2 separate regions of the Homo sapiens genome follow, and region 2 is linked to region 1. A link is a loop called in an ENCODE intact Hi-C map of the cell type or tissue named here. Cell type or tissue: PC-3. All regions are shown on one strand. Links, peaks and the distances in the headings refer to the core of each region. The heading gives the core; the rest is flanking DNA. Region 1 has its middle 24 kb from the start of UBAC2-AS1. Region 2 holds the start of LNCARGI (lncRNA antiviral response interferon signaling inducer).

Region 1 (13,152 bases), core at 2,862-10,861:
CATTTCGTTATTTACCCAGTAGTCATTCAGGAGCAAGTTGTTTAGTTTCCACGTAGTTGTGTGGTTTTGAGTGAGTTTCCTTTTTTTTTAGACAGAGACACTGTCCCCCAGGCTGGAGTGCAGTGGCGCGATCTCAGCTCACTGCAAGCTCTGCTTCCCGGGTTCACGCCGTTCTCCTGCTTCAGGCTCTCAAGTAGCTGGGACTACAGGTGCCTGCCACCACGCCCAGCTAATTTTTTTTTTTGTATTTTTAGTAGAGATGGGGTTTCACCATGTTAGCCAGGATGGTCTCGATCTCCTGACCTCATGATCCACTCGCCTTGGCCTCCCAAAGTGCTGGGATTATAGGCATGAGCCACCGCCCCTGGTTTGAGTGAGTTTCTTAATCCTGAGTTCTAATTTGATCACACTGTGGTCTGAGAGACAGTTTGTTGTGATTTCTGTTTCTTTACATTTGCTGAGGAGTGCTTTACTTCCAATTATGTGGTCAATTTTGGAATAAGTGTGATGTGGTGCTGAGAAGAATATATATTCTGTTGATTTGGGGTGGAGAGTTCTGTAGATATCTATTAGTCTGCTTGGTGCAGAGCTGAGTTCAAGTCCTGGATATCCTTGTTAACCTTCTCTCTCGTTGATCTGTCTAATATTGACAGTGGGGTGTTAAAGTCTCCCAATATTATTGTGTGGGAGTCTAAGTCTCTTTGTAGGTCTCTAAGGACTTGCTTTATGCATCTGGGTGCTCCTGTATTTGGTGCATACATATTTAGGAAAGTTAGCTCTTCTTGTTGAATTGATCCCTTTACCATTATGTAATGGCCTTCTTTGTCTCTTTTGATCTTTGTTGGTTTAAAGTCTGTTTTATCAGAGACTAGGATTGCAACCCCTGTTTTTTTTGGTTGTTTTTTTTTTTTTTTGCTTTCCATTTCCTTGGTAGATCTTCCTCTATCCCTTTCTTTTGAGCCTATGTGCATCTTTGCACGTGAGATGGGTCTCCTGAATACAGCACACTGATGGGTCTTGACTCTATCCAATTTGCCAGTCTGTGTCTTTTAATTGGGGCATTTAGCCCATTTACATTTAAGGTTAATATTGTTATGTGTGAATTTGATCCCGTCATTATGATGTTAGCTGGTTATTTTGCCCATTAATTGATGCAGTTTCTTCACAGCATTGATGGTCTTTACAATTTGGCTTTTTTTTTTTTTTTTTTTTTTTTTTTTTTGAGATGGAGTCTCACTCTGTTGCCTAGGCTGGGGAGCAGTGGCACAATCTCGGCTCACTGCAAGCTCCGCCTCCTGGGTTCACACCATTCTCCTGCCTCAGCCTCCCGAGTAGCTGGGACTACAGGCACCCGCCACCACGCCCGGCTAATTTTTTTGTATTTTTTAGTAGAGATGGGGTTTCACTGTGTTAGCCAGGATGGTCTCGATCTCCTGACCTCATGATCCACCTGCCTTGGCCTCCCAAAGTGCTGGGATTACAGGCATGAGCCACCACACCTGACCCCAATTTGGCATGTTTTTGCAGTGGCTGGTACTGGTTGTTTCTTTCCATGTTTAGTGCTTCCTTCAGGAGCTCTTGTTAAGGCAGGCCTGGTGGTGACAAAATCTCTCAGCATTTGCTTGTCTGTAAAGGATTTGGTTTCTCCTTCACTTATGAGGCTTAGTTTTGTGAGATATGACATTCTGGGTTGAAAATTCTTTTCTTTAAGAATGTTGAATAGTGGCCCCCATTCTCTTCTGGCTTGTAGGGTTTCTGCTGAGAGATCCGCTATTAGTCTGATGGACTTCCTTTGTGGGTAACTCAACCTTTCTCTCTGGCTGCCCTTAACATTTTTTCCTTCATTTGAACCTTGGTGAATCTGACAATTATGTGTCTTGGGGTTGCTCTTCTCGAGGAGTATCTTTGTGGTGTTCTCTGTATTTCCTGAATTTGAATGTTGGCTTGCTTTGCTAGCTTGGGGAAGTTCTGCTGGGTAATATCCTGAAGAGTGTTTTCCAACTTGGTTCCATTCTCCCCATCACTTTTAGGTACACCAGTCAAATGTAGATTTGGTCTTTTCACATAGTCCCATGTTTCTTGGAGGCTTTGTTCATTTCTTTTTACTCTTTTTTCTCTAACCTTGTCTTCTCGCTGTATTTCATTAATTTGATCTTCAATCCCTGTTACCCTTTCTTCCACTTGATCGAATCAGCTATTGAAGCTTGTGCATGCGTCATGAAGTTCTCGTGCCATGGTTTTCAGCTCCATCAGGTCATTTAAGGTCTTCTCTACACTGTTTATTCTAGTTAGTCATTCACCTAACCTTTTTTCAAGGTTTTTAGCCTCCTTGCGATGGGTTCAAACATACTCCTTTAGCTCAGAGAAGTTTGTTATTACCAACCTTCTAAAGCCTACTTCTGTCAAGTCGTCAAAGTCATTCTCCATCTGGCTTTGTTCCATTGCTAGCGAGGATCTGCAATCCTTTGGAGGAGAAGAGGCACTCCGATTTTTAGAATTTTCAGCTTTTCTGCTCTGGTTTCTCCCTATCTTTGTGGTTTTATCTACCTTTGGTCTTTGGTGTTGGTGACCTACACATGGGGTTTTGGTGTGGATGTCTTTTTTGTTAATGTTGATGCTATTGCTTTCTGTTTGTTAGTTTTTCTTCTAACAGTCAGGTCCCTCAGCTACAGGTCTATTGGAGTTTGCTGGAGGTCCACTCCAGACCCTGTTTGCCTGGGTATCACCAGTGGAGGCTGCAGAACAGCAAATATTTCAGAACAGCAAATATTGCTGCCTGATCCTTCTTCTGGAAGCTTCGTCCCAGAGGGGCACCCACCTGTCGGCTCCTACTGGGAGGTGTCTCCGAGTCAGGATACACGGGGGTCAGGGACCCACTTGAGGAGGCAGTCTGTCCGTTCTCAAACGCTGTGTTGGGGAGAACCACTGCTCTCTTCAGAGCTGTCAGACAGGGATGTTTAAGTCTACAGAAGTTGTCTACTGCCTTTTGTTCAGCTAAGCCCTGACCACAGAGGTGGAGTCTAGAGGCAGTAGGCCTTATTGAGCTGTGGTGGGCTGCACCCAGTTTGAGCTTCCCGGTCGCTTTGTTTACCTACTCAAGCCTCAGCAATGGCAGACGCCCTCCCCGAGCCAGGCTGCAACCTCGCTGTTCAATCTCAGACTGCCGCTCTAGCAGTGAGCAAGGCTCCATGGACGTGGGACCCGCCCAGCCAGGCACGGGAGAGAATCTCCTTGTCTGCCGGTTGCTAAGACCTTGGGAAATGCACAGTATTTGGGTGGGAGTGTCTCGTTTTTCCAGGTACAGTCTGTCACAGCTTCCCTTGGCTAGGAAAGGGAAATTCCCCGACCGCTTGCGCTTCCTGGGTGAGGCGACACACCGCCCTGCTTCAGCTCGCCCTCCGTGGGCTGTACCCACTGTCCAACCAGTCCCAGTGAGATGAACCAGGTACCTCAGTTGGAAATGCAGAAATCACCCATCTTCTGCGTCAATCACACTGGGAGCTCCAGACCGGAGCTGTTCCTATTTGGCCATCTTGGAAAGGATCTCAGGAATAATCCATTTTTTAATGGCTTGTGGGAACTTTTAAACCCTGATATAATCTGTGTAGCTGTCTCACTAGCCATCAAAAATCTGTCTTTTCTTTTTCGTGGGGACTTGGAGGTGATCAGCTGCTTCAAGATGAAGCTGATCTTCCCAGCCACAGGCTGCCAGGAGCTCATTGAAGTGGATGATGAACACGAACTTTGGACCAATTTTGAGAAGTGTATTCTGATGCTCTGGGTGAAAAGAACAGAAGGGTTATGTGGTCCAAGACAGTGAGGGGAACAACAAGCAAGTCTCCCCCAAGAAGCAAGATGTCCTGACCATGGCCGTGCCCATGTGCCATTGCGTAAGGGGCATTCTTGTTAGAGACCAAGGAGAACTGGAGAAAGGAGGCACAAGTCTGCTGGGTGTGGTGGCTCTTGCCTGTGATCCCAGCTACTAGGGAAACTGAGGTAAGAGGATTGCTTGAACCCAGGAGTTCAAGGCTGCAATGAGCTGTGATCACACTACTGCACTCTATCTTGGGTGACAGAGTGAGACCTTTTATCTTAAAAAAATTTTTAAAGAAAATTCAAGTCTGTTCTGGATTGCACTACGGATGCCAATCTGAGTGTTCTCAATTTAACTATCAGCTAAAAAGGAAAGAAGAATATTCCTGGACTGACTGATGCTACTGGGCCTCTATCCTGGGGCTCAGAACAGATAGCAGAATCCACAAACATTTCCATCTTCCTTAAGAAGATCATGAACACCAGTGTTTTGTGAGAAAGCCCCTAAACAAAGAAAGTAAGAGACCTGGGAGTAAAGCACCCAAGATTCAGTCTTGTTATTCCATGTGTCCAGCAACACAAATGTACGTCTATTGCTCTGAAAAAACAGCATATTTAGGAAAATAAGAGGTTGCAGAGCAGAACATGCTGAACTTTTGGTCAAGAGAATGCAGGAGGTCAAACAAATTGCCAAGAACAGATAGCCAAGAGACAGAGCTGTCCTCTTTGATAAATTCTACCTCCAAGTTTAAGTCTTGTCAAAACAAACAAACAAAAAAGAGATTTTTCTAAGAATAACAAACAATAAAATCACACATCAAGAAACAAAACAAACCCCAGCCTGCCTTATTCTTCAGGGCAAAGACTCCCAATTGCCTACCTAATATCCATTCTCTCCTTCTTCCTTTCTAAAAGAACCATGTTTTTGCTCAGGATCGCAAGGCTCCTGACAACTGCATTTCCCAATCGTGCATGTTGGGTTCAGCATGTGACTCAGTTCCAACCAATGAGGTGTGAGTAGAATCATTGGGTGCCACCCCAGGAAAGCTTCTTAAAAGGAGATCAGGGCAGTTGGCATGCCCCTTTCCTCCTCCCTGCCTGGAAGGGGTCCCAATGTCTGGGGGGCAGAAGCCATCTTGGATTCATGAGACCCAAGGCCACACCCCAGTGATGGCAGAGTGAAAGAGAGCAAGATCCTGAATTAGGTGGAGCTGTTGCATCAGCTCTGGGCTGCCTGCCTCCTGACTTGTATTTGGATGGACTATTGTGAGTTGAATTTTCTGTTAAGTGCACCTATTGCCAACCCACAAACCTGCCCTTTGGTTTTCATTATCTCTGCATGTCCCAATCATATCAATGGCTCCCATTGTGTGTTCATTGTATAGCAGGGGACTCAGCGCACCACACAACGTAATATATTGTTAAGACGCATTTATTGACTGTGTGATTCCCAGGTCAGGTTTTATGTTCCTCCTGATATGAGGCAGTGAGAAGTACAAACCATCACCTACAAAGTATATTTGATCTGAATCCAAACATGAAGCAACTATTATACGAATTCAGCATGGAGCGGGGGACAATCTAGTAAACTCACCTGAACCCCAAAAGTTCCATGTGACCAAAAAAACCCAAGAAGGTAGTAGTAAGGGGGTACTATTCTAGATTAAAAGAGGCTAAAGAAAAATAATTAATGAGTAATTAATACCTGGGTGACAAAAGAATCTGTACAACAAAATCCCATGACACAAGTTTACCTATACAATAAACCTACAGGCTGGGTGCAGTGGCTCACGCCTGTAATCCCAGCACTTTGGGAGCCCAAGGCAGATGGATAACGAGGTCAGGAGATCGAGACCATCCTGGCTAACATGGTGAAATCATGTCTCTATTAAAAATACGAAAAATTAGCTGGGCATGGTGGCACGTGCCTGTAAGTCCCAGCTACTCAGGAGGCTGAGGCAGGAGAATCACTTGAACCTGGGAGGTGGAGGTTGCAGTGAGCTGAGATCACACCACTGCACTGCAGCCTGGGCGACAGAGCCCGAATCTCTCTCAAAAAAAATTAAAACATAAAAAATAAAAAATAAACCTACACATGTAACCCTGAGAGACTGGAGGATCACCTGAGGGCAGGAGTTCAAGACCAGCTTCGCCAACATGGTGAAACCCTGTCTCTACTAATAATACAAAAACTAGCTGGGTGTGGTGGGTGCCTGTAGTCCCAGCTACTCAGGAGGCTGAGGCAGGAGCATCACTTGAATCCGGGAGGCAGAGGTTGCGGTGAGCCGAGATCACGCCATTGCACTCCAGCCTGGGTGACAAGAGTGAAACTCCATCTAAAAAAAAAAGAAAAGAAAAGAGAAGTTAAAATTTAAAAGGAAACATAACAATTAAACGCAATATGTGTACCTCAGATGGATCCTGCATCAAAAAACAAAAGCCATCAGTATCACCCAGGATACCCAGATTCACCTGCCAGAATCCCAGAGGCATCCACGGTGCCTGCATGGTGTGGAAAAGGCTCTTCTCAATGGATGCCTCCCCCATTCAGAATCCCACGCAGACCCCTCCGATCAAGGGAGAAACCTGGAGGGTAGTTGACTCCACAAAGTACTTTACATAGCTGGGCTATAGAAAGAAATCCGGAAGTCTCTTTACCATTCCAAGGATCTCCACAGCCACAGAAGCTTAAGAAGATTCTTAAATCTCCCAGGGTTGCTTCTGCGGGAATTGACGGACCATGGTAAGGAACACCTGGTAATCCTGCCACAAGCCTCTGAAGCCCGCAGGGGTGCTCCTGGCAGGTGAGAGTCTGGGGTGCCTCGCTGGGTGTGCAGCAAAACTCAGCACTGCTGCCACTTGTTGGAACACAGCCAGCGTGGAGCTAGGGCAAGAGAAAGGGGCATGCTTGTGGAACAGCAAACAGCGAATGCGAAGTTACCTCTCATGAGTGGAGACAGCTGGGTATCCCACCTGTGTAGAAACTGGATGTGAGACCATGCAAGGCTAGATGGTCCACTAGGGGGAGGTAGAGTCCCGCGGTGAAGGGCACGAGATCCCGGACGGAGAGCCCGGTTCTACCTCGGCTTCTGCACTTGGCAGGTGGGTGACCGGAGGCTGGACACAACCCCTCTGAGCTTCAGGTTTCTCATCGTAAAATGGAGGTGATAACAGGCTCTACAACACAGGTGTGCTGCGGATCACACACGTGCCTGGCATGCTGAACACACTCCATATTAGCTGTTATATTATCATCTGCTGGAATCAATTCTTTATTCCCGGGACCACCAGAGGGGCAGACCGTCCCTGTTCATATACACCTGTAGTGGGTGTGCAGCAGGGCCGACGAAGACAGTTGCACATCAGAACTCACTAAGCAAAGCCTGGAAAATGCTGCTCACCCAAGGTGGGAGGATGAAGGCATGTGACACATCAGGCTCAGGGCGCCCACCCATGTCCTCCAGCTCTAACCTCTGTCTAGTTTCTTTTCTTTCCTTTCCTTTTCCCTTTCCCTTTCCCCCTTCCCTTTTCTTTCTTTCTTTTTTTTTTTTTTTTTTTTTTTTGAGACTCTCGCTCTTTCACCCAGGCCGGACTGCAGTGGCGCGATCTCGGCTCACTGCAAGCTCTGCCTCCCGGGTTCACGCCATTCTCCTGCCTCAGGCCCCAGAGTAGCTGGGACTACAGGCGCCCGCCACCGCGCCCGGCTAGTTTTTTGTATTTTTAGTAGAGACGGGGTTTCACCGTGTTAACCAGGATGGTCTCGATCTCCTGACCTCGTGATCCGCCCGCCTCGGCCTCCCAAAGTGCTGGGATTACAGGCGTGAGCCACCGCGCCCGGCCTTTTCTTGCCTTTCTTTCCTTTTCTTTTCTCTTCTCTTCTTTTTTCTTTTTCTTTCTTTCTTTCTTTCTTTCTTTTTCTTTCTTTCTTTCTTTTCTTTTTCTCTTACTTCTTTCTTTCTTTCCTTCTTTCTTTTTTTTTTTTTTTTTTGAGATGGAGTCTCACTCTGTCACCCAGGCTGGAGTGCAGTGGCGCAATCTTGGCTCACTGCAATCTCTGCCTCCCAAGTTCAAGTGATTCTCCTGCCTCAGCCTCCTGAGTAGCTGGAACTACAGGCACGCACCACCATGCCCGACTAATTTTTTGTATTTTTAGTAGAGACAGGGTTTCACCATGTTGGCCAGGCTTGTCTCCGGACCTCAAGTGATCCACCTGCCTTGGCCTCCCGAAGTGCTGGGATTACAGGCATGAGCAACTGCAGCCAGCCTAGTTCCTTTCTAAAAATATGTGACTGTGGGCAAATCCACATCAGGTAAAACGTCCCGCCTTAGCCATTTCTCAGTGTGCAGTCACACGCATTCAATGCATTCACACTGTTGTGCAGCCACCACCACCACCATCCGCGGAACATTTTCCATCCTGCAGAACTGAAGCTCTGGACCCACCGAACAACAACTGCCCATTCCCTCCTCCTTCAGGCCTGGCAACCACCACTCTCCTTCCCCTCTCCAGGCATCTGCCTATTCTGGGCACCTCATATAAGTGGAATCACTCGGTATTTGTCCTTCTGAGACTGGCGTATTTCCCTTAGCAGATGATCTTCCAGGTTCTTCCATGTTAGAGCACAGGTCAGGATTTCCTTCCTTTTCAAGGCCAATATTCCATTGTATGTTTCTGCTGCATTTTGCTTATTTATTCATCTGTTGATAGACACTTGTAATCGTTGGTCAGTTCCTTTTGAACCAGGAGACCCATTAAGGATTTTCTGATATTTCTCCAATATGGCAAGGGCCTAGGAGAATACGAAATGATTTGCAGAAGGCAAAGGAAAGAAATTCAGCCAATATACAGACTCATGTGCCTGCACAGTCCCTAAATGTCACTCATACAGTGAGGGATGGCTTTGTGCGTTCCCCATGACAGTTACTAAGTTATTGCCTCTCACTCCAAACCCAGGCTTCTCTGCTTGGCTTTGTGATGTTGGGCTGAGACTCTGCAAACCACAAGTTGGGTTCTACCATTTTGGGGTGCTACAGGAAGCTGAGGAAGAAGGAGGGGCTCGTGACCTCCTTGCTGCTTGGGGCCCCTTTGAGCAATACCCCAGGGACACTCCACCCAGCAAATGCAGCTGCTTTCTGCAGCAGCAGCTGAATCCAGATGCCAGTGCTTGCAACACCAGCAGAGCCAGTTTCACCACTCCCAGCCCGCCACCAGCTGGCCAGCGCGTCCTTCTCAGAGGTCTGGTCCCAGTCCCCTGGGACCACTCCTCTAAGTTTCAAGGTTTTGTTTTTGTTTTTGTTTGAGACAGAGTCTCACTTTTTTTGCCCATGCTGGAGTGCAGTGGCATGATCTTGGCTCACTGCAACCTCCACCTCCCAGATTCAAGCGATTCTCCTGCCTCAGCCTCCCAGGTAGCTGGGATTAGAGGCATGCACCGCCACATCCTGCTAATTTTTGTATTTTTAGTAGAGATTAGGTATCACCATGTTGGCCAGGCTGGTCTCGAACTCCTGACCTCAAGTGATCCATCATCCCCCACCTCGGCCTCCCAGAGTGCTGGGATTACAGGCTGAGCCACCACACTTGGCCAAGTTTCAAGGTTTTAATCATTGGACCTGCTTCCCTCCGTTTGCCCAGCCTGAGAGGTGGTAGCTGCTTCCTCTGTGATATCTCAGACTTATTCCTTACACCTTCAGTTACCTGGTGAATATTATATGTAGTTAACAAGTCTTTGTATTTAGTTCTCTCTTTTCATATTACTGGTGTTTCTGCTGGTCCCCTGATGGAACCCTAACTGATGTAATCCTGCTATGGTCTGAATGTGTACCCCCGTATTCATGGGCTGGAAACTTAATCCCCAATGCAACAGTGTCGGGAGGTGGGGCATTTTGGGAAGTGTTTAGGTCACGTGGGCTCCACCCCCATGAATGGATTGATGCCTCTATGCAAAGGGCTTGTGGGAAGGGGTTCACTCTCTCCCACTCTTCTGCCAAGTGAGGACACAGCAAGAAAGCCCTCACCAGAAGCCAGTGCCTCTGTCTTGGGCCTCCCAGCCTCCCTAACAATGAGAAATGCATTTCTGATCTTTATAAATTACCCAGTCTCAGGTATCCTGTTTTATAGCAGCACAAAATGGGCTAAGACAGCCACCTAGCCACTATCTCAAACCTCTAATGCCCTTGCCAGGTCCTGGGTTTAGCCCCAGACCCCTCATTCTAGGAAGAATGAGCTGGTCTTTCGTTTCATCCAGAAAATTGAAGCTGTTATAGGTGACCTCAAACATCGTCCTACCCCCACCACAATCTACAAACATTTCTGCAGCCAATTTCCTTTTGGTCAGCCTCAGAGGATAAAACATTTTTTTCCTCTTCAATTCCAAAACTTCCACAGGTCCTTTTGACTCCACCCCATTCCCATGTCCTGTGGAGCCCAGCTCTGAGCTCTCTGAGCTCATATCCTATCCCAATTTTTTTTAGAGACAGGGTCTTGCTCAGTCACCCAGTCACCCAGGCTGGAGTGCAGTGGTGTGATCATGGCTCACTGCATTCTCCACCACCTGGGCTCAAGTGATCCTCCCACCTCAGCCTCCAGAGTAGCTGGGACCACAGGCACACACCACCATGCCCAGCTGATTTTTTTATTTTTTGTAGAAATGGGGGTTTCACCATGTTGCCCAGGCTTGTCTCAAACTCCTGGGCTCAAAGAGTCCACCCACCTTGGCCTCCCAAAGTGCTGGGATTACAGGCGTGAGCCACTGGGGCCAGCCCTCTCCCAATTCTTAACACGCTTCTCTCCGTCATTTCCAGGAGAAGTGACTAAGGGCAGGTCAAACCATTGGTGGATACTTCTCCCGCTCTGTCCTGCTAACTGTGTTCACACTTGTCCCATGCACATCCACCCATGAAAGCTCTGCAATCCTAGCATCTGGCTTCATGCCCCGCAGGAGGGAGGCAGGGAATTCCTATTCAGTGTGTGTCTGTTGAATGCCGAAGACATGCAGAGGAGTTACTCATGTGAACCTGGAACATCTGAGACAGGCCTCAGTTAATTTAGAAAGTTTATCTTGCCAAGGTTGAGGACACACCCATGACGCAGCCTCAGGAAGTCCTGAGGACATGTACCCAAGGTGGTCGGAGGACAGCTTAGTTTTATACATTTAGGGAGACATGAGACATCAATCAATATATGTAAGAAGTACATTGGTTTGGTCTGGAAAGGCGGGGCAACTTAAAGCAAAGGCAGGAAGACTCAGGTAACAGACAGGTGAGACACAAAGGGTTACATTCTTTAGAGTTTCTGATGAGCCTTTCCAAAGGAGGCAAATCAGATATGCATCTATCTCAGTGAGCAGAGGAGTGGCTTTGAATAGAATGGGAGGCAGGTTTGCCCTAAGCAGTTTCCAGCTTGAGTTTTCCTTAGTGATTTTAGGGGCCCAAGAGATTTTCCTTTCACATTTCTGACCTTTTTTTTTTTTTTTTTGAGATGGAGTCTTGTTCCATCGCCCAGGCTGGACTGAAGTGGCGTGATCTCAGCTCACTGCAACCTCCGCCTCTTGGGTTCAAGCAATTCTCTTGTCTCAGCCTCCCGAGTAGCTGGGACTACAGGTGCCCACCACCATGCCTGGCTAATTTTTGTATTTTTCATAGAGACGGGGTTTCACCATGTTGGTCAGGTTGGTCTTAAACTCCTGACCTCAGGTAATCCACCCACCTCGGCCTCCCAAAGTGCTGGGATTACAGGTGTGAGCCACTGTGCCTGCCCCCCACCACTTTTCTTTTGTAAAATCTGTCGGAGAAAGCATTTTGCAAAAAAATGAGTCTCTGGTCTCAGGCTTCATCTGATTTCTCATAGCTATGATGGTTTATTCCTAGATGGGTAAGTCCCAAAAGCTCATTTTTAGTAGGTTGTGAAGTCTCACATTCTGTGAAGAGAAAATAGCAGGGAGGAAGGGAGAAAAAACAACAACAAACAAAAGAACAATCCTAGAAAAATCGATATAAGCCACATTACTCTGAAGTCCATACATTAGTAGGCAGGTATGAAAGTGGCTTATGTACGTAAATAGGTTGCTGTTATTTTCTTCTGAAGTTCAAGTTGTCTGGCTTCAGTTTGCAGGGTTTTAAGAAAACACAGCTTAGTTTTCAGTGACTCTAAATTAGGAAAAATGGAAAAAAAGAAGGAAAAGAAATTGAAAACATTATTTTATGGACTTGTAGCCAAGAAAAATTAGAATTCAGTCTAAACTGTAGAAAATAATACAAATTGAAAAAAACATTAGGCAGACTAGAATCTAACAACAGGTCTACTGTAGTTTTGAAACATAATTATTCTCTCTCCAGTTTCCCATTTTTACTAAAGACAAAACATGGTGGGACTGGCTTGCTTTATTATACTTGGCCTAATTATTTGTATACAGTGCAGCAAGAATAATTATCTTTTACATAGGCTTTCAAATTGGCTTTGATGGAACTTTGTTCCATAGGAGGAATAGCAGATAAGACATTTTAAAAGCGAAGCCCAGCCATAGATTTGTGCCATCAAATATCTATGAGTTGGGTGAATTTCCCCTTCTCTTGAGGTCCCAACATAAACCTGGGGCTTCTGTGCCTGTCAGAAAGTGAATTCTGTACTTACACAGGTCAGAAAACCTGTACAGGGACTGTGTACACAAAATATGAGGCCAGTTTTTCCAAGGGCTTTATTAGCTCCACAAGTCGATTCCTTAAAGGAAAGCACACCATCCCAGTCAAAGCCTTAGTAAAATAACCAATTTCTCCAATTGTGTCCTATTGCAAAAGAAAACAGATTCTTATGGCACTTATGCAAATAACTATACTGCCATAAATTAAGAATACTCACAAATAGTTTCCAAATTCTGGAGAAACCAGGTAGAGAGAAACAAATATGCTCCCAATTCTGGTAACAGTATACTTTACTCAATTGTTAAAAGCTGTAAATAGCTTTAGTTTTCATAATTCTAAAAAACAAAACAAAGTATTAGCAATGTTTTAAGCAAAAAGGTCAAAAAGATTAGTTTTCTATTGGTTCAGTTAATTCAGTTAACTCCTGTTCTGTTTGATAGTCATAAACATTTCAGCTCTCCATGAGAGTTCTGAAAGTTTATTCCTTTATTCCAATGTCACAGTTTCCAAAGTTATCAGCAAAACTGCATTTAAGTGCACCTGTTAGAGTCCTATAACTGATTATAAACCCACCTTTTAAAGGGGTTTAAAACAAGATAAACAAGAGAATTGTCTGTGGATGAAAAAAGTTTTAAGGCAGCCACAGTTAAAAGACACAATTGACAAGGAAATGTGTTACCTCTGTGACACACAATAATT
Region 2 (10,576 bases), core at 1-8,000, 260 kb after region 1:
AGGTTCTAAATGGAGCACAAGTGGACCCTCGAGCGACCTGAGAATACAACCCAGAGGGCTCATGAACTGACATGGGAAAACAATGACATCTGTTTTCACTCACCTCTGGTTGAAACTGAGCAGTTCCTTGTATTATGAACATAGGTGGCAACCACTTAGTGTTAGCCAGCAGAAATAACGGGAAGTTTCATTCCACACTTTCGTTGTTGCCAGTATCTCAAAATGTTATTCAGGCTCATTGCTATTTCAAAATCCCATGGTCAGAGACCCATCCTCCCGGGTATCAGAAAGCATGGGAGCCCTGACCCTGACGGCCACCAGGCTGCAGGCAGAGGGGCATGGCCCACTTGGACCTGAGGGTGTGTCATTCAATCCAGCAAACATTCATTGAGCACATTCTCTGTGCTGGCCACCAGGTCCAAAGATGAACAAGGCCGAGACCCCGCCAGGAGGAACTCAGGGAATGCGACAGGCACAGATGAGCAAGACAATAGTGACAACGCAGCATGATTCATGCTGAGAGTGCCGGGGAGGGCGGGAGGCCAGGCAGGGTTTCTCACGGGAAGTCACATTTGAACTGGCTTTCTCACACTTGTGAAAGTGCGCCCAAGGACGCAGGACTTTCCTGAACCAGAAAAATCCCTGCTCGCGAGTGTGCACATCTCCGCTTAGAGTGCAGAGGAGCAAACAGCAGAAACTTCCCCCGGCTGTGGAGCCGAAACAGGAAACCACCCAGGAGCCCTGTGCAGAAGCGGCCGGGGATTCCCAGTTCCCCAGGACCCAGTGGGCGTTTTCACAGGAAGCCTCTCTGGGTGAAGCCCCTGCTGTACCCGTCCCGCTAGGGATGGAGGCTCCATGAGGTCACAGGTTGTTTTCTGTTTCGTTGGCTAATGAATCTCAAGCATCTATGCCTGGCACGGATTTGCTTTCTACAAATATGTGTTAAATGAATGAAGAAACACAACTGGATCCTTCCAAAATTGACAGGGGCCCAGCACAGTGTCTCATACCTGTAATCCCAGGACTTTGGGAGGCCGAGGCAGGAGGACTGCTTGAGGCCAGGAGTTTGAGACCAGCCTGGACATTGTATTGAGACCCTGTCTTGACAAAGAAATTGTTTTTAATTAGCTGGGCATGGTGATGCACATCTGTAGTCCCAGCTACTCTGGAGGCTGAAGTAGGAGGATCACCTGAGCCCAGAAGCGCAAGGCTGTAGTGAGCAGTGATTGCACCACTGCACTCTAGCCTGGGCAATAGAGTGAGACCCTGTCTAATTTTTTAAAAAATGCTGGGGGCAGCTGGATAAGGCAGGCCGTGGCTCTGTCTCTGTGTGTGGCACTTGTATCTCCAAATCGCCATGGTGCCCTGCATGTAGGTGACCTAGGAAGACACCTCCTCCAGGTCCAGCAGATGTGGAACTGTTTCATGCCATTGAGCAGGTGGAGTGCTGTTGAGGTATGGCTTACTCTGCCCTCTCCCGGGACCACAGGGTGCGCTCTCGCGGGGGTCTGGAGAATCCTAGCAGGTGTCTGAGCTGCCTGGATTAGGGATCTCTTTCCTCAGAGTGTGATCTGAGCTGGAAGGATGGGTTCCAGGCTAGTGGGGGAGGGCTGGGACTATCTTCTCTGGGAGCCTCCATCTTTGGCTCACAGTGGGTGGGCACAGGCACCTCACAAGGCCTGACAGAGGCCAGTCCCCGATCAGTGTAGGGAGAGCAGAGCATTGGAAACCATTGACCAACTTCACCTCCATCACTTCCAGCGAAGTCAGGGGCATACTGCACCCCCACATATTTGTAGGTTGAAGTCCTAACCTCCAGTACCTCAGAATGGGACTGTATTTGGAGACAGGATCTTTAAAGAGGTGATTATGATTAAAAAAGGTCCCATGACTCGTGTCCCTACAAGAAGAGGTGATTAGAACACAGACGCACACAGAGGGAAGACCACGTGAAGCCCCTGGTGGAAGACACTGTGGAGAGGCTCAGGGGAAAGCAGCCCTGCCCGCACCTTGAACCAGGTCCTCCCAGCTTCCAGACGGCGAGGAAATACATTTCTGTCGTCAGAGGCCCCAAGTCTGCTACGGTGGCCTGAGTCTGTTACTGCAGCCCTGAGTCTGTTACAGCGGCCCCGGAGACCCGGCCGAGTCTTCTCACTCAATGAACTTCTTCAATGGGCTCCTCAAGGTGACACCCACATTGTCACCACAAAGAAGAAATAAACAGAGCTGCCCTCCAGAGTCATAGGTCAGAAAGGCCTCGTGACTCAGGAGTGGGTTATCTGGGTGACCTTACTGCTCACTCAGTAAGAAAAACAGCCTTTCAGGCCTGCACTTCCCAGCAGCATAGCCTGCTCCTTCCTGGCTGATGTCAGAGGGCCCGAGTTCCGATAAGCCGCTGTTTGCTAACGTAGGTCTACACAGGTATAACCGCGGGCCCTGAGTCAGGTGAAAGGCCTGATGTCTGCGGGAAGCTTAGTGGGTTTTTATGTGAAAAAAGAAAAGTCTTACGCCATTGGCTGTCTTTCAGCAGGGCTGTTAGAAACGCACCTGGCTCAACAGCACCAAGAGGATGATGAAAGTAAGTCCAGTCTGGGAGTTCCGTGAGGGATTGGCAGCCAGTCTTCACATTTTAAATACATTTTACTTATTAACTGGAAATGCCTTGGGGAACTCTGGCAAGCATGCAGGGACCCCATTCTCTCCACCCCTCTCAGCTCACTGTTTCTTCATTGCTGGGCCTGTCTCTGCCTCCAGCTGGGCTCCACTTTTTTTATTTTTATTTTTATTTTTATTTTGAGACAGGGTCTCAATCTGTTGCCCAGGCTGGAGTGCAGTGGCAGGACCATGGTTCACTGCAGCCTCAACCTCCTGGGCTCAAGCCCAGCTCAGTCACTGGGACAACAGGTGCGCGCCACCATGTGGGCTCCAGTTTAACACGTCCAAACCTCCCTGTACCTTTGGGAAAGTCCAGGCAATTTCTTGGTTTCCCAAATAAGAGTCACTGACGGCCAAAACTCCTTTATCCTTCCCATTGGGGCATTTCCCCTACCATGGTCCACACTGCCTGCCTGACATTGTTAATGAATCCTTCGTGGGCCTAAGCCTGGCAGAGCAGGGCAGGTAGGGATTCCGGAGGTGCAGGTTTTGCTCTTACCTGGCAGAGTAGCTTCCCATTCTGGGCTTCAGTTTGCTCCTCTGCAGGATGAGGATCATAATAACAGCTCCTCAGAGGTCCTTTGTGAATATTAAGGGAGTCACATGTGTATAAACTGTGTCTGGGGTACAATAAATGCTAAAGGTCCCTTCCCTTCCATCCCTTTCCTCCCCCTTGATGGCAGGACTGTGGCTCCGCCTCCTGTCTCCCCTCCTCACCAAGCGCAGTGCTATGCACACACTGAGATCTGAATACAAACGTGCTGATGAATGGATTCCCTGACCTCAGCATGCACCCCATCGTGTATCACTCACCTGTATCTGCCTCAGCTGGGACTGGCTTTGATGAATGTGAATCTTTAAACTATAATAATTCATGCTCTTGTAGAAAGCATGGCACATGTTTGCAAACACAAAGAAGAAAATAAATATAGTCAAGACCACAGAGTCTGTGTTCCTCAACTGCCTTGAGCTCTCCATGATAATTGTCCCAGAGCATTTTAGAGTAACCGCTTGGCTTCTCAAGGCTCCAAGAAAAAGAATTTCTTTATAGCAGAGCTACATTTAATAGCTTTTTATCTTACAACAGATGAAGTACCTGTATATACCAGGTCCTGTCTCACACTTCTGCCCTGTGAACAATAAAAATCTCCTCCTGCACCAGAAACACTATTGTGAAAGCTGCCTGGATACTTCGGCCTCTCAGCTGACAATGAGTACCTTTTAACCCAGGTTGATAATTCAGAGAAAAGAATTTCTCAAGGCTGGGTGCGGTGACTCACACCTGTAATCCCACACTTTGGGAGGCTGAGGCAGGAGGATCACTGGAGCCCAGGAATTCAAGACCAGTCTGGGCTACAAAACTAGACCTTGTCTCTACTAAATAAATAAATTAGCCAGGCTTAGTGGCATGTGACTGTAGTCCCTGCTACTCAGGAGGCTGCGGTGGAAAGATTGCTTGGGCCCAGGAGGTTGAGGCTGCAGTGAGCTGTGATCACGCCACTGCACTCCAGCCTGGGCGACAGAATGAGACTGTCTCAATAAATAAATAAGTAAATAAAGTATTTTGGTCCTGAGAATATCTGCTTCTCTGTGCAATTTTTCTTCATCGTGTTTATGCTGTGCACTCCACTCTGAAATATACTAAATACCTAGAATATATTATATGGGCATATGTACATATGATGTGTGTCTGTATATATGCATGTATGTACCCACAGGTGCTTGCATGCACACATGTGTGCACACACACACAGACACACACAAACATGCACACTCACACACAGACACACACAAACACACACAGAGCCACGCACAGACACACAAACACACAGACACACAGTCACACGCACACACATAGATACACACATAGACACACACACACACACACACAGACCCACAGACACACGCACACACACACAGAGCTTCACTCAGAGCCCAGCAGATATGCAATAAATTACAGCTATTTTTATTATTGATGCTTCCGATGACAGTCTGGACTTTAGAACCCTGTTCCTGGGGCTCCAGGAAGGCGGACCCCAAGACGCCTAGGAGCGCCGCCTGCTGCGGACGCAAAACCTGCGCCCCCCAGCGGACGCTCTGGGTTCTTGCTCATAAAATAAATCAAACTCGTGCCTGCGCCTCCTTGTGGTGGGAAGGGAGCATGACGCGGTGACTGGCCCGGGCGCTGACAGTTTCCTTGCTGTGATGTCAGCCCCCGCCGCAGATGTGGTTACCCCCACGCTTTCTGCTGGCTGACTGGTATTCATGAGCATAATATAACATTAGCTATATAGCGGGCGCTGTGCTAAGGAAGCCCTTTCCAAACCCCATCTCATGAAATATTTATGACAACGCTATTGTGTAACTATTGTTAGCATTGCCATGTAAAGAGCAGAGAGCCACAGCTCAGAGAGGTTGAGTTGCCGGTCCAGAGTCACGCAGCACAGAGGAAATGGGTATAGGACTTAACCCCAGGCCAGGCCCACTCTCTGAGCCACTTACCCTCTGCACGAGTACCACCAGGTATGGTTAGAGTGGCCTGTCTTAAACGCAAGATCCATGCAGGCCCCTTTGAAAGAAAATACTTTCTTGTGAATTAAAAAAAATAAAAATAAAAAAATAAAAGGAGACTTCAGTTTGAGAAACTGCATTAAAAATAAAACCCTGCAAGGGCAGGAGATCGGCAGGCACATCCCACCATCAACACAACACGGGCCTGACCCTGCAAGCATCGTGCTTCCCTAGAACGCACCATCCAGTTGGTCCAAAAAAAGACCTACTCATTTTTTAAGATTATCATGGACTTGAAAACATCACCAAATTTAATTCCCGAAGGACATGTGACAAGGCACCACCTTCCTCCCTCCACTCTGCCAAGCATTTTTAATGGGCCTTGGTGTAATAAACCCTAGTCTAGAATATGGGAAAAGAATAAAGTCATAGGTGTCACTTTGTCCAGTTAATAGTGATCATAATCACACTTCTGGTTGGCTAGTCCTTTAATCTTCCATTTATAAAAATTCCCTTAATATCCACATGCAGAAGAATGAAATGCCTCTTATCTCACACCATATACAAAAATCAACTCAAAATGGATTAAAGACTGAAACATAAGACCTGGAAGCTGTAAAAGTACTAGAAGAAAATATAGGGGGAAATCTTTATGATGTTAGTCTGGGCAATGATTTCTTGGATATAACCCCAAAAGCACAGGAAACAACAGTGGAAATAGATAAACAAAACTGCATCCAATTAAAAGGCTTCTGTGGAGGAAAGGAAACAACAGAGAGAAGAGATAGCCTACAGAATAGGAAAAAATATTGTAAACCCATGCATCTGATAAGGGGTTAACATCCAAAATATATTCGGAACCCAAACAACTCAATAGTAAGAAAAGAAATAATATGATTTGAAAAATGGGCCAAGGACCTGAATAAACATTTATCAAAAGAAAGCATACAAATGGCCAACAGGTCTATGAAAAATTGTTCAACATCACTAATCATTAGAGCAATGCAAATTAAAGCCACAGGGAGCACCACCTCACACCTGTTAGAAAGGCTATTACCAAAGAGATGAAAGATGTGTTGGTGAGGATGTGGACAAAAAGGGAACCCTTGCACACTCTTGGTGGAAACGTAAATTTGTACAGCCATAATGGAAAGCAGTATGGAGGTTCCCAAAAAATGAAAAATAGAATGGATATGATCTGGCAATCTCACTACTAGGTATATATCCAAGGACAACAAAATCAGTATCTTGAAAAGATACCTGCATTCCCATATTTATTGCAGATACTTGTTGCCCTCTTCCAAGGGCTCTAGGGGAGGATCCTTCCTGACCTCCTCCAGCTAAGCTTGTGGCCACGTGGGCTTGTCACTCTGACCTCTACCTCATCTTCACATCACCTTCTCCTCTGTGTGTCCTCACATCTTCCTCTGCCTCTCTCTTAAAACAACTCTTGTGATGACATCCAGGGCTTATCTGGCAATAAGACGGGACGCTCTCCTCATCCAAAGGTCCTTAGTCACATCTGCAAAGACCTTTTCCCGAAATAAGGCCACATTTACAGGATCCATGGACTATGATGTGGACTTACCTTTGGGGAGCCATTTTTCAGCCTACCACGTGTGGGACGCAACAGACAAGCTGCGCTCGCTTGAGCTGAGACTTGTTGGAGCTGTTCACCCTCCCCAGGGCTGGAATCAGAGGTGAGGCTGACAGCACGAGGACAAGAGGCTTTTGACAGGACAAAGTGGGACAGAACTGTGCACCTTTGGCCAAAACAGCAGAACTGGCATGATAACCATGCAAGCAAGTCTCTGCAATGTGAAGGACTGCGCAAATGTTCCTACTCAAGTGCACCTACTCAAGTGTGGCACTGGCTTGATTCATTTCTGCAGGAGAGAGCCAGTTACCACTTACCAGTTCTGTCCAGGGAGGCATAATTAAGATAACCTGGGATTGACAGCTGCTACAGCTTCTTCTACACGGGTTTGCTTTTCACTCACCTTTGACGTTACTGGAATAATTGCAGCAGGTGCCTGCCTGGTCGTCAAATCTTGTCCCCAAAGGGCAAATCTGCCCGTGCTCCATCGTATCGGGGACATCAGTGGCTCCCAGTGCCCACCGTCCTTCTACAGTGCTACAGGGTAGCGCTTCTTTACACTGGCAACCCCTTAGTTTCTTAGTCCCCTGCTTATGGGAAGTGGGGATTTGAAGACACGAGGGGCAGAAAGACAGACTTTCATAGCATCGTAACACACTGCTGTTGAAAGTCAGTGAATATTAGACAGAGGAGGGTTTATGGTGCGAGATTCTCCACTCTGGGACACCGGAAGCTCTGAAGACTTCGGACCAGAGCAGCCCTTCCGTGATGGTGCTGGATCGACCCCTGTTCTGTGCTGGCTACGTAACCACTGGCTGAATGGATAAATGTATCAAAGACAAGCTAGTAACAGCATTCGTAATTCAAAAGTACTACCAAATTGTGATCAGCTTACTGCATATGGTTATGCATTGATGTCGTCCAAAATTCGGAAGGTGCAGAAGGATGCACGCCCCTCCCCCAGGTCTTGGTAGTGGCAACCAGTGTCACCAGCATCACGTGTATCCTCGCAGGATATCTTCTGCATCTATGAGCAAAAACGTGCACGCACCGCTGCTTTTTTCATTCTTGATAGCTTAGAAATCATTCCGTAGGAGGGAGGGGCATTCAGGATGCTACCCCAAAACATGTACCTTGGCATAGTGAATATTTTAAGCTGAAGGAATTTGAGAACTGGTAAGTAGAGAAAGGGTTCCCTGACTTTCCCCTGAAGCAGGTCAGGAGACCCTCATGTGAGAGGGAGACAGGGGGACCCCAGGAACAATCTGAATGCACAGACCTTGCTAACTTTCCCCCAGTTTACTACTCTTAGCTCATACCTTTTCTGTCCTACCACATTTTTCTATGACTCAGCATTCTATCAAATCAAGGCTAGAAACACTCAGGTTTAAGCATTTCTTCAGGTCCCTATTTCCTTATGAAGGCTCCCATGTCAGGTAACATTTAAATAAATTTGTATTCTTTTCTCTTGTTCATCTGTCTTTTGTTACAAGGGCCCCAGCTGAGAACCTAGAAGGGTAGAAGGAACATATTTTTCCCCCACCTACAGTAGTGTTTTAAAGGAATTCCTTTATTCTTTTTTTCTTTTACAGTTGCCTATTGTTTCACTGTATAGCTGTGCTATGTGGACATTTTGTTTCCAGCCTTTTGCAAGCCAAAGAGCAATTAATTACCTTTTCAAAATAATATTCATTCATGCAAGGGTATCTGCAACAAAAAGAAGTGGATTTTCAAAAGGTTTCAAAAGGTATGTGTATTTGCAATTTTGATAAATATTGCCAGAATGACTGCCAAAGAGGTTATACCAATTTACACCCTCCCCCTGCAAGAAATAAGAGTTGCCAACAGAGTATATTATCAAATGTTTTAATCTTTGCCAATCTAATAGATAAAAATGACATGAGTATAATTTTAATTTGTACTTTTCTTATGAGTAAGATTGCACATCTCTTTATATGTTTAAGACCCTTTTGTACCTTGTATCTGTGAGTAGGTAGGTCATTTCCTTTGACCATTTTGTTGTTGTTCTTTTTTTCTTATTGGTTTGTATCTAGAGCTCCTTATCTACTAGGGAAATTAAGCCTTTGCTGGAATATTTGTAGAATGAAGTAGAAATTACACAATGTTTAAGCATTTAAAATGTTTCTTCTCTCATTTTGTGTATAGTTAATTGTAATAGCATAATTGATTATGCAAGGTCGTTTTCTTATTTATTTCTGGAGATTAGATCAATCCATTGATTTTAAATGTGGTACACTTTCCCAAGTTTCATTTTTGCATGAGTTAAATCTTTTTGTGGTGCTTAACTTGCGTTCTCTGAGATTTTATTAATATTTTGGCTCATGCTGTTTCCACCACCTGACATATGTCCTGATGGGACCCATCCTCCCAGCATCCTAAACCCAAACCAAGCCCCCCGGCCTTCCTAAAACGTGCCCCACTGCTCCCATCCACACAGTCTCTCCCTTCTCTGGGCCTCTGGAGGGATGAAACACTGAAATTCATGCCACAAAGTCTCACACTGCTGGGTAGTGTTCTTGGTTGTTTTGCATGTATAAATCTCATCCTACTTTGACAGAAAACTTCTACCAAGAAAGGAAGCGCATCTTTCATGTCTTCACATTCCTTGAGATTCTCCTGGGGACAGAGTATGAACATGAGAAATACTTATTAACTTAAAATAACTTCTAGAGGATCTTAATCTATGCTCCAGGGATACAATTCAGGGTGTCCTGAATTATATTATTATATTACATTTTTGTGATATTAATTTATATGCTATTACTGCTGGTGTCCTCATAAGAAGAGAGAGACACAGAGTGAAGACGGCCATAGAAAGACGGAGGCAGAGATTGGAGGGTTGCCGCCACAAGCCAAGGAATGCCTGGGGCCGCCGCAAGCTGGAAGAGGCAAGAAAGCCTCCTCTTCTGCAGGCTGCAGAGGAAGCATGGTCCTGCTGACATGTTGTACTTAGACTTCCAGCCTCCAGAACGGTCAGACCATACACTTCTATTATGTTAAGCCACCTAGTTTGTGGAACTTTTTAGGCAACCCTAGGGAACCCACAGACACACTGAGTATAAGTTTATCACCAATAGAAATCACGGATGTTTTCATGCAAGATTATGGTTGCTGCAGATATCTGCAAATGTTGTTTAAGCTCATCACTACTTTGAAATTATAGTGGTTATTAGACCCAAAGCGAAATATTTTAACTTAATTGGGTAATAAATAACTTATAAATTTGTTTTTAAATATTTTGATATTTTCATAACTTTATTCAATATAATGATTTTCCTTATGATTCTCTTTATCTTATGCATTTTAAAGCATAATTCCGGGAGGAGGTCTGCAGGCTTCACCAGAATGCCAAAGGGGTTCCATTAAGTTCGGCCTGAGATGCAGTACTCCAACATATCCAGAAGAGGGCACTAGAGCACCTAGGCAAAGTTTCCCAGAAATTAACACTGATCATTTTACTGTATTTCCCTATATTGCAGATACAGAAATGTGCTTTAAATTCATATTGTCTTTAGAATATTATGTGATCAGAATATGGAAATACTTTCAGGCCTGCCTTCCTATTTGTTTGTTAACTTAAATTTTCCATACCATTTTTTCCTTATTTTTTTTTTATCGAGGTAAAATATACATACATAATTTACCGTCTTTACCACTTTTAAGTGTGCAATTCAGTGGTAATAAATACATTTATATCTTTTTTCATACCATTAAAAAATGCTGACATGAACAGTTGGTGTTGAAGTTATTTTTAAACTGTAGCCCATAGCTGGAACTACTTTGTAATTCCCA

The links. Hi-C counts contacts between places; a loop is a spot of excess contacts. Peaks named below come from ENCODE experiments on the same cell type or tissue, not always from the same donor. Only the 100,000 strongest peaks of a DNase experiment are listed, where the experiment ranks them.
Region 2: a loop joins it to region 1, with 16 times the contacts of the local background. A loop is called at or near these places in 105 of 110 quality-filtered maps.

What each region holds. Positions count from the first base shown.
Region 1 is chr13:99,169,915-99,183,066 of GRCh38, forward strand. It overlaps the pseudogene RPS6P23. Among named protein-coding and RNA genes, the nearest start is that of UBAC2-AS1, 24 kb to the right of the region's middle. RefSeq lists enhancers at 2,751-3,252, 7,072-7,161, 11,539-12,051. In PC-3, for the core only: CTCF peaks have their summits at 6,827 (motif pointing right) and 7,030; a DNase peak (open chromatin) is centred at 6,847; H3K4me3 peaks cover 883 bases.
Region 2 is chr13:99,432,284-99,442,859 of GRCh38, forward strand. It overlaps LNCARGI (lncRNA antiviral response interferon signaling inducer), which reads right to left and starts at 467. Exons shown (of 2, transcript NR_197585.1): 1 at 104-467. RefSeq lists enhancers at 107-1,306, 314-1,043, 4,670-4,819. In PC-3, for the core only: a CTCF peak has its summit at 4,763 (motif pointing left); DNase peaks (open chromatin) are centred at 518 and 4,808; H3K4me3 peaks cover 1,726 bases; H3K27ac peaks cover 1,426 bases.